Linked DNA regions of Homo sapiens: region 1 is linked to region 2. The links are chromatin contacts, found by Hi-C in ENCODE. All regions are on one chromosome and are shown on one strand. The core of a region is the stretch at or near the end of the contact, and the rest is flanking DNA. Distances in the headings are between cores, read along the strand shown. Region 1 has its middle 62 kb from the start of ZCCHC2. Region 2 has its middle 240 kb from the start of BCL2.

Region 1 (4,224 bases), core at 1,687-4,186, 490 kb after region 2:
GACCCACTTCTCCTGGCTCCCTCCCGCGGTGAAGCAGGTGCCTGCAGCCCCTGCCTGCCCCTGCCTGTCTCTGGACCACCCCGCCTCCCAGCTCCTGCAGCAGGACCTGGAGTCTTTCATTCCCCCACCCAGCGCACTCTCCATTAGCTACTCTTCCCAGAAGCACCTTGGGCGATGCTGTTTCCTTTGCCATCTCTCACCTCTTCACTAAGGAAAAGCTCACTTCTTCCTTCTTGGCTCAACTAAAACACGCCCTTTGAAAGTCCTTCCCTCATTCCCCTCCCCATTCTTTCTGATCTTTGGTGCTAGGATGCCCCTCGCTAGGCTGAGCTCCCAGCCAAGGTTTGCTGAATGACTGTGCATAAGAACCAGCAACTTCCTAACCGCTCAGTGCCGCGCACTGCCTGGGCTCACTGCACCCACTTAGCGTCTGTGCCTTCTTAAGCGCCAGAAACTACTGACTGTGCCAAGAAAGCAGAGCCCGAAAAGGAGGGCACGAGTCCCTCCTCCCAGAAAATCAGGACCTTCAAGATAATGCGAAGTGCATCTTTCTTCAGATGAGGCTGATTATGGCAAGCTTTTCCTGTAAGGGACAGACGGTAAATATTTTAGGCTTCGAGGGCCATAGCGTCTCCATCCCAGTTATTCCACTTTGCTGGGATAAGACAAAGCACCCACAGACAACACATAGAGAAGCAAGACGACCGTGTGCTAATGCACTTTATTTGTAGACACTGAAGTTTGAATTTCATGTATTTTTCACGTGTCACTAAACATTCTTTTTCCTTTTTCAACCATTTAAAGATGTAAAAACCATTCTTAGCTTGTCGGTGGTGGGTTGATGCCCCTTGGTTTATGCTGCCAACCCAAGAGCTACGCCTAATTCATATCCTTCAGCACTAAGTCATACAGCTTTATTTTTTTTGACTAAAAGGCCCCTGAAAATGAAAACTTTACACATGCAAGCAGAGAGGAGTCCGAGACTTTCTGACGGGGCAGGAGGGGCAGAAACTGCTCCCTAAGGCCAGGGACAGCCAGACCCGTGCTGATGCTGCCCCCTAGTGACTGGCCAGCCTAACGTCCATCTCCCACCCACGGCCACGCTGTGACGGGTTGGGGGTGTGTTCCCCAACACACGAAATAAGAACTTCAAATCAGTTCAATCAGAAAGCGTAAAGAACTGTAAACCCAATAAATCATTTAAAGTGAAAAAGTAGGCTTCAATTCACAGAATTTTAGAACTGAAAGGAACTTTTGAGATGACTCAGTTCCATTTTTACACCAATTTACCAACGATTCACGTAGCTTTCAGGTAAAAAAAAAAAAAAAAGGCAAGTTCCAGAAAGGGCTGGTGGCCCATGAGTGTTCGCAGAAGAGCCTGCCCGGGAGTCCCGCCTGCTGAATGCCAGTGCAGGGCTGCCTACACCTCACACCGACATACCCACGAAAGACAGAGGTGGCGTGGGGCAGCAACCTTGTTGTCACACTGCCTGGGCTCACCGTCACCCAATCATTCTGTGCCCTTGGATATCGACTTCTTAGCCTTTGTGCCTCAATTTCCCTAACTGTAAAACAGGGCAGAGTTCCTCCCTCACAGGGCTGTGGGACTGAAATGAGCTGATGCTGTCTGGCCCATACTGGGCATTCAAGTGTCCCCTGCATGACAAACTTCTTGAGAGTCCACTATGTGTCAGACATTGAGTGCTTTATGTCTGTGTGCCAGGTTTAATCGTGCAACTACTCTACAACGCGAGTGTCATCATCCCCACTATGTAAATCAGACCGAGAAAGGTCACATGGACTGTGGTGGGTGCCTTCTCTTGTACAACTGATTTTGTGAAGGCGTGGAAGGCACAATTAAGTTACCATGTAACAAATATGACGTGACTCCAATAGGCTAGCAGGAATAAGCACTCAGTAACTGCCAGGCAGCCTGGTGGCATTCTTCACCTTCAGCAGGGCTTGTTGTTGGGGGTGACTGTTCTTGTTTCTGCATGAAGGTTACTTTGTCACCATCCATCTTTGCCTTTGGAGTGTCTTGGGGGCAGCAGGGGTACCTGGGACAATCTATATGTGACTGTCAGAGCTTTAAAAACATCAGCAGTCACCTCTCCTTTCTCCTTGCCCCACTGCTTCAGTAGATTTAATGGAATACTCCGTGCGCAAAACTTGTGTGAAGCACAACTCAGCGTGCGAGTGGAGATATCTGTACACATTTAAAATCTGCATTGATGCCACTTGAATTTATCTGACAGGTAAATGCTTTTGAAAGCCTAGTTCTAAAAGTCCTGGATATTTCTCTGGAAACATTTCACCCTCCCGCGTCCTCAAATCCTTCGAGAGCCACAAGGAAGAGGCCTCGCTATGGGATAGGATGTGGCGTGTGTTCCAGGCGTGCCCACAACCTGGTCCAGCCCTCCTCAGTCCAGAGGCCACACGGCCATTCCACCTGTGGGTTCCTATCACCTTACACAGTTCCATAAAGCCACTGCCCTGGGCTCTGCCAGAAGCACTGGTGGGGGCAGGAAGTGGTGCCAGGAAGTGAGCACCAACTTCAAGCAGAGGCCTGAGCATCACCATGGGCCTGTCTGCAGCACTTCGTCTCACTGAACCCAAAATTTCTCTCCTAGAAAACGAGGGGAAACATTCCCACCCCACTTCACAGCTGTGATGACCAAATGCACGCAGGAAAAGCACAGAGGAAACCTTTAAAGTGTTCACACACACATTTCAACGGCTGAATGAGGGGTTTGCTCAAGCTGCTTTTATGGCCAGCTGCCTGCACTCTTTAAGGTTTTGGGCACAGGCTTCCAACCCCAAATGTTCCCTCTCTTACGTTTAATGTTCTCTAAATTAGGTCAGTAGGAAATAACATCTGCTTGCTCGCACTGTCCTCGTCCCCCACCAGGTGGCATTGCGTTCCAATGAGCAATCTCTTCTGGTGAGAGGCTGGTGGAGGCCTTTTTCACAGCGGCTCAAATTGGAACTGCAAGAGGAAAAAGAAAAACAATGAAGAACCACCCAACCCCCCACCTCACCACAACTCCCACCGCCAAATTTCAGAGAGCAAAACCGGATCATGGGATTGAGAGCTTCTGGTGACCAAGGCCCGCATTCTCTGCAGGCGGAGGTGACTGCGTGAAGGGTCTCCGGTCCCCACACGTGTGATGTGCCCCCATTACAGAACAGACAAGAGGAAGCCCCAAACCACCCCCAATTCCAAAGCTTCCACAATTGATAAACATTTGCATACACACACAGAACTCAGGTGATGTGTACCCATGTTCCAATTCAGGGGGCTTACATTTTTCAACAGAGGACAGCGTTTAGGAATTAGGGAAATTTTGCATGGACAAGCACAACAGCTGTATCTGTAAGCAGCGGTAACATCAAATATGATGTTATTCTGACCCTAGGAATCCAACCTGAGCAAGCCAATACGTTAATGAGCATCCAGGGAAAGACAAGGTTGTCCGCCCTGGCCTGTCCTCTCTCTGCACAGGGTCATCTGAAGGGGCGAGGGCACTCCAGTTAAAACATTCCCTCCACCCCGAGCTGACACCTGCCTCTCAGCCCTGGGACCCCAGAGCCCCTCATCCTTTAACAGCTGGTCTCCTCCCCTAAAGAGAAGAAGATGTAGAGATGTCGTGACTACGTTTCCAGGCAGGGACCCCATTTCTTCATATCTCACACCTCGAAACTCACTGCTCTGGAAATCAATGAGCCCTCCCTCTTGGTGGGGTGGGGTTGGGTGGAGGGGGGGGTCAGTATTTTTTTATTCTTTTAAGATTATGGGAGTGTCATGGGGTGGAACTATTGTCACAGCTTGCCTCCATATGGTTTCACTGCCTTAACCTTAGAATGCTTTTGCAATCAGTATGGAGAAGTGAAAAAGATGTCTTCCAAGCTCAAATGGATGGTGCTGTTAAGTACTAGGTGCTGTTAAGAAAACAGGTATTTTACACCGTGCTTTCTCATCTCTTTGGAACCTTTTCAGAAAAATTTGATTCTTAGTGCTTACATAAAAAATTAAATGTAGATTTGCCTTGCCATAAACTTTTACTTTGGTACTGAATAATCATGACCGTTATGACTCGGCATGTCTGTACAGTCCATACATACCATTAACTGGCAAGCTTTCCAACTAGGTTTAATCTGCGAGGGTAAGGAATAGCTTCTATATCGTTCATCAGTGCATAGAGCAAAATTAACTAATCTTAGTCT
Region 2 (4,328 bases), core at 1,653-4,152:
CCACAAGAACAGTATGGGGAAAACTGCCCCTATGATTCAGTTATCTCCTACTGGGTCCCTCCCACAATACGTGAGAATTATGGGAGCTACAATTCAAGATGAGATATGAGTAGGGACAGCCAAACCATATCAACAACTCTGTGAATATATTAGAAGCCATTGAGTTATACACTTTAAATGGATGAGTTGTATAGGGTGTGAAATATATCTCAATGAAGCTGTTAAAAATAATACAGTATTTTAAAACTGATTATTAATGAAAGCACAGAAAAATACCAAGACTTAGGGTACAGCAATAGTTAAGGGAAATATTTATAGCACTACAAATATTTTTAGAACCATAAGAAAGATGAAATAAATGAACTCATGTCAATTCAAGAAGATAGAAAAAGAACAACGAGTTTAGGCAAAAAAAATGTGATGGAAAGAAATATTAAAGATAAAAACAAAAAAATAAGAAAAGGAAACAAAAGTAAAATAGAAATGACAGAATGAGTCTTAGAAAAGAAAAATAATGCTAATAAAATAAATCCCCATTAAGGCTGATAAATAAAGAAAAATGAACAAATAAACATTAGGAATAGAAAATATAATGTAACCACATATGCAGCAGAAACAAAATCATAAGGGAATCTGTGGCACAATTTTATGTCTATTCTGAAATTGGCTGAATTTTAAAATAGAAAAACTGAATAAAACAATTAGCATTAAAGAAATTGATTTGACAATCAAATATACCTGCCCTCAAGCCACCTCCCCAAAAAGACACTAGTCTTAGCTGATTTCAGCAGTGAATTTCATCAAACCTTTAAGGAAAAGGTCATTGCTATCTTATATAAGCTTCCCAGACAACAGAAAAGGACAGTAGGCCACTGAGTTTAGATAGTGTAGAATTAACACCAAAATGAAACAAGGACAGTACAAGAGACAGAAACTATAGGTTATCTCACTTATAATGTAGATTAAAATTCCTGAATAAATATTAGCAAATGGAATCCAACCAGAGTATTTTTTTTTTAACGATCACAACTAATTTTGATGTTTCCCAGGAAGGTAAGAATGTCAGAAATATCCATCAGGAGAACTTTACAACATTTATAGATCAAAAAGAAATAAAATGACACATTTTATTCTATAAATTCAACACCTTCTCTTATCTAAAAGAAAAACTCTTAGGAAGCTAGAAATGGAAGAGAACTTCCTTAATTTGATGAAGGGTTTTTATCAAAAACCTAAAGCAATCATATCACATCTTTCTGGATTATCCCTATTAAAACCAAGAAAAGGCAAGCAGGGCAGCCATCACCACCCCAGTCAACTTTACACAGAAAATACTAGCGAATGCAGTAAGCAACAAATAAATAAAATGCATAAGGTTTGGAAAGGAAGTGAAAATTTATTATTTTTAGGCATAGAAAATGCATAGATGGGTGGCGCACGGAGACTTATGACTGTAATCCCAGCATTTTGAGAGGGCGAGGCAGGTGGATCACCTGAGGTCGGGAGTTTGAGACCAGCCTGACCAACATGGTGAAACCCCATCTCTACTAAAAATACAAAAAAATTAGCCAGGTGTGGTGGCACGTGTCTGTAACCCCAGCTACTCAGGAGGCTGAGGCAGGAGAATCACTTGAACTGGGAGGCAGAGGTTGCAGTGAGCCAAGATCGAACCATTGCACTCCAGCCTGAGCAACAAGAGCAAAACTCTGTCTCAAAAAAATAAATAAATAAAATAAAATAAGAAAGAAAGAACAAAGAAAATGCATAGATATCAACAGAAAATCTTTTAGAACTAAAAAAGGATTCAGCAAGGCTACTGATTACAAGATCAACATGCAAAATTCAATAACTTTTGAATGTGAACAATAACAAATGGGAAAAAATTGGAAAAAAAAAAAGCCAGCTCACAATAGCAGCAAAACTATAAAGGACCTAAAGAATATACATTACGTACCATTTTTAAGAGCTTTATGGGAAAAAATTATAGTTTTATTAAAGGATATAAAAGAAGATCTGAATAATGGGTAAGAGGTCTCAAAAGCATAAACATGTCAATTCTGCCCAAATTATCTATAAATTTAAGTAAATTCCAAATAAAATCTCAGCAGAACTTTTCTGTTCATTTGTAACGTGATTCTAAAATTCATATGGAAAAGTGAATTATCATTGCCAAGATAATTTCGAAAAATAAGAACAATGGGTGGGCAGGAGCAGTTGGCCTGCGGATTCTGAAACATTCTAGACAGTCACAGAAATTAAAATATAGTTGTCTGAGCAGAGGAAGAGGCAGCGGACAGAATAGAGAGCCTGGTGCAAATCCATGTTCATGCAGGATTCACATGTAGGGGCTACGTGGGATGTGGAATATGATAGCGGTGGCACTAGAGATCAGCAGGGAAAGATGAGCTTGTGCCATCATTGATGATGGAAGCATTGGCTTTTCATATAAAAGACTCCTACACTAATTATACAAAAATTAATTCCAGAAGAATTAAAGACCTCAGCACGAAAAATCGCAACTAAACACTACTGAGACGTGAGACCTCAACCACATCTTGAATGCAAAATTTCATCGAATGTGAATATCATAATTCTATGTATGGAAAATTTTTAAATAAGACAAAGCATAACTGTATGTTGTTCATGAAGATATTTTTTAGTTTAGTTTCTTTTATTTTTATTTTTTTATTTTTAAGTTTGAAGAATATCTTTATGGCCCAAAGTGAATCTGCCAAGCTTTTTAGGCCACCTTGCGTGCATTTTAGTTGTTTCCCCAAGGGAGAATCTGAATCGGTGCCTTCCCTGACTCTTTCCCAGCCAAAATGCGGGCACGTGACCAGGCCTGCCAATCAGACACGGGGGCCTCGGGCCGCGGGAGGGAGCTGGCTGGCTGCGCGTCTCCGGGAGCCGCTGTCATTTCAGTGGCGCATTCTGGGCAAAGGCGGTGTGGTCCCGGGGTGGGCAGCAGATTCCGGAAAGGGTCAGTTGGTTCTGGGAGTGTCCCTTTCATTGTCTCAGGCCTCTTTTCCCATCTGTCCCAAACGTTGTGTGAACTCCCTTCTGTCTCTCCTAAGTTCTTTTCTGCTTAAACTGGTCAGACCGGATTCTACTGCTTACAAATGACAACTGTAACTGACACGCAACCCTGCAGAACAGAAAACATCTTTATAACAAAACATACCCCATCAACGTTAGAGAGGAAAAAACAGGCCTCGAGAAGGTATTTGCAGGATCTATAACAAAGGAATTAATAAAGATATATACTGTATTTATCTTATCAGAGAATTTATCTTTAATGGAGAAAACTCGGATAAATAAAGAACAGAAGCACGCCCATAGGAAAGTGGAGGGAAGGAGAACAGGAAGTCCTCAGAAGCAGAAATCCAAAGGTCTTTATTATATATATTTGTTCTTATTTTTACAATTTACATAAGTAAAATTATGGCATTCATATTCCATACATTCCTTCACACAAGATAAGCGTACGTGAGACCTCAACCACATCTTCAGTGCAAAACTTCATGGAATGTGAATATCATAATTCTACTTATGTAAACATTTTAAATAAGAAAAAGTATAACTGTATGTTGTTTATGAAGTTTTTTTTTTTTTTTTTTTTTTTTTTTTTTTTTTTGAGACGGAGTCTCGCTCTGTCGCCCAGGCTGGAATGCAGTGGCGCGATCTCCGCTCACTGCAAGCTCCGCCTCCCGGGTTCACGCCATTCTCCTGCCTCAGCCTCCCGAGTAGCTGGGACTACAGGCGCCCGCCACCACGCCCGGCTAATTTTTTGTATTTTTAGTAGAGACGGGGTTTCACCATGTTAGCCAGGATGGTCTCGATCTCCTGACCTCGTGATCCGCCCACCTCGGCCTCCCAAAGTGCTGGGATTACAGGTGTGAGCCACCGCGCCCGGCCCCTGAAGATGTTTTTAAACTATTTTTTAAAGTTTGAAGCTGGAAGCACGCACTGCTAAATATGATAGTGCTGCCTTTCCAGCGTAGAGGGCTCAGCAGCCAAGCATCACAATCAAAAGGCTTCCGAGATTTAGTTGTATTTATTTCTGGGGGGGTGGAGAGATAAAGTATTTACAGTTATTAATGGTTTAATATGGATTCTTTCACTCCATTTCCTACACTTACAGAAGAATTACATGAGAGGAAATAATGGTATATTCTATGTGTAAAAATGACAGAGGGAAACTTCATCATAGAGTCCGGAAAAATAAGCTTTTGAAAAAACAAGTACATTTCTGTGGCTTTATTCTCAACTCAATTTTTAATTATGCATGCAATTTACTCCCATGAAATAAAGATAAAAGATCATAATGA

The links. Hi-C counts contacts between places; a loop is a spot of excess contacts on that map. Pooled maps may share reads with other maps.
Region 1: a pooled map shows a loop between it and region 2 (14-fold over the local background). The contact joins two enhancer-like sites. A Hi-C loop is called at or near these places in 8 of 37 single-sample maps with no recorded cell type and 6 of 50 pooled maps.

Annotation. Positions count from the first base shown.
Region 1 is chr18:62,583,208-62,587,431 of GRCh38, reverse strand. It overlaps a transcript of ZCCHC2 not described here. Among named protein-coding and RNA genes, the nearest start is that of ZCCHC2, 62 kb to the right of the region's middle. RefSeq lists enhancers at 962-1,256, 1,128-1,307, 3,173-3,232. Within about 2 kb of position 2,936, at least 5 of the 41 ENCODE cell types and tissues checked have a DNase peak (open chromatin) inside an H3K27ac peak, as active enhancers do.
Region 2 is chr18:63,073,830-63,078,157 of GRCh38, reverse strand. No RefSeq gene overlaps it. Among named protein-coding and RNA genes, the nearest start is that of BCL2, 240 kb to the left of the region's middle. Within about 2 kb of position 2,902, at least 25 of the 41 ENCODE cell types and tissues checked have a DNase peak (open chromatin) inside an H3K27ac peak, as active enhancers do.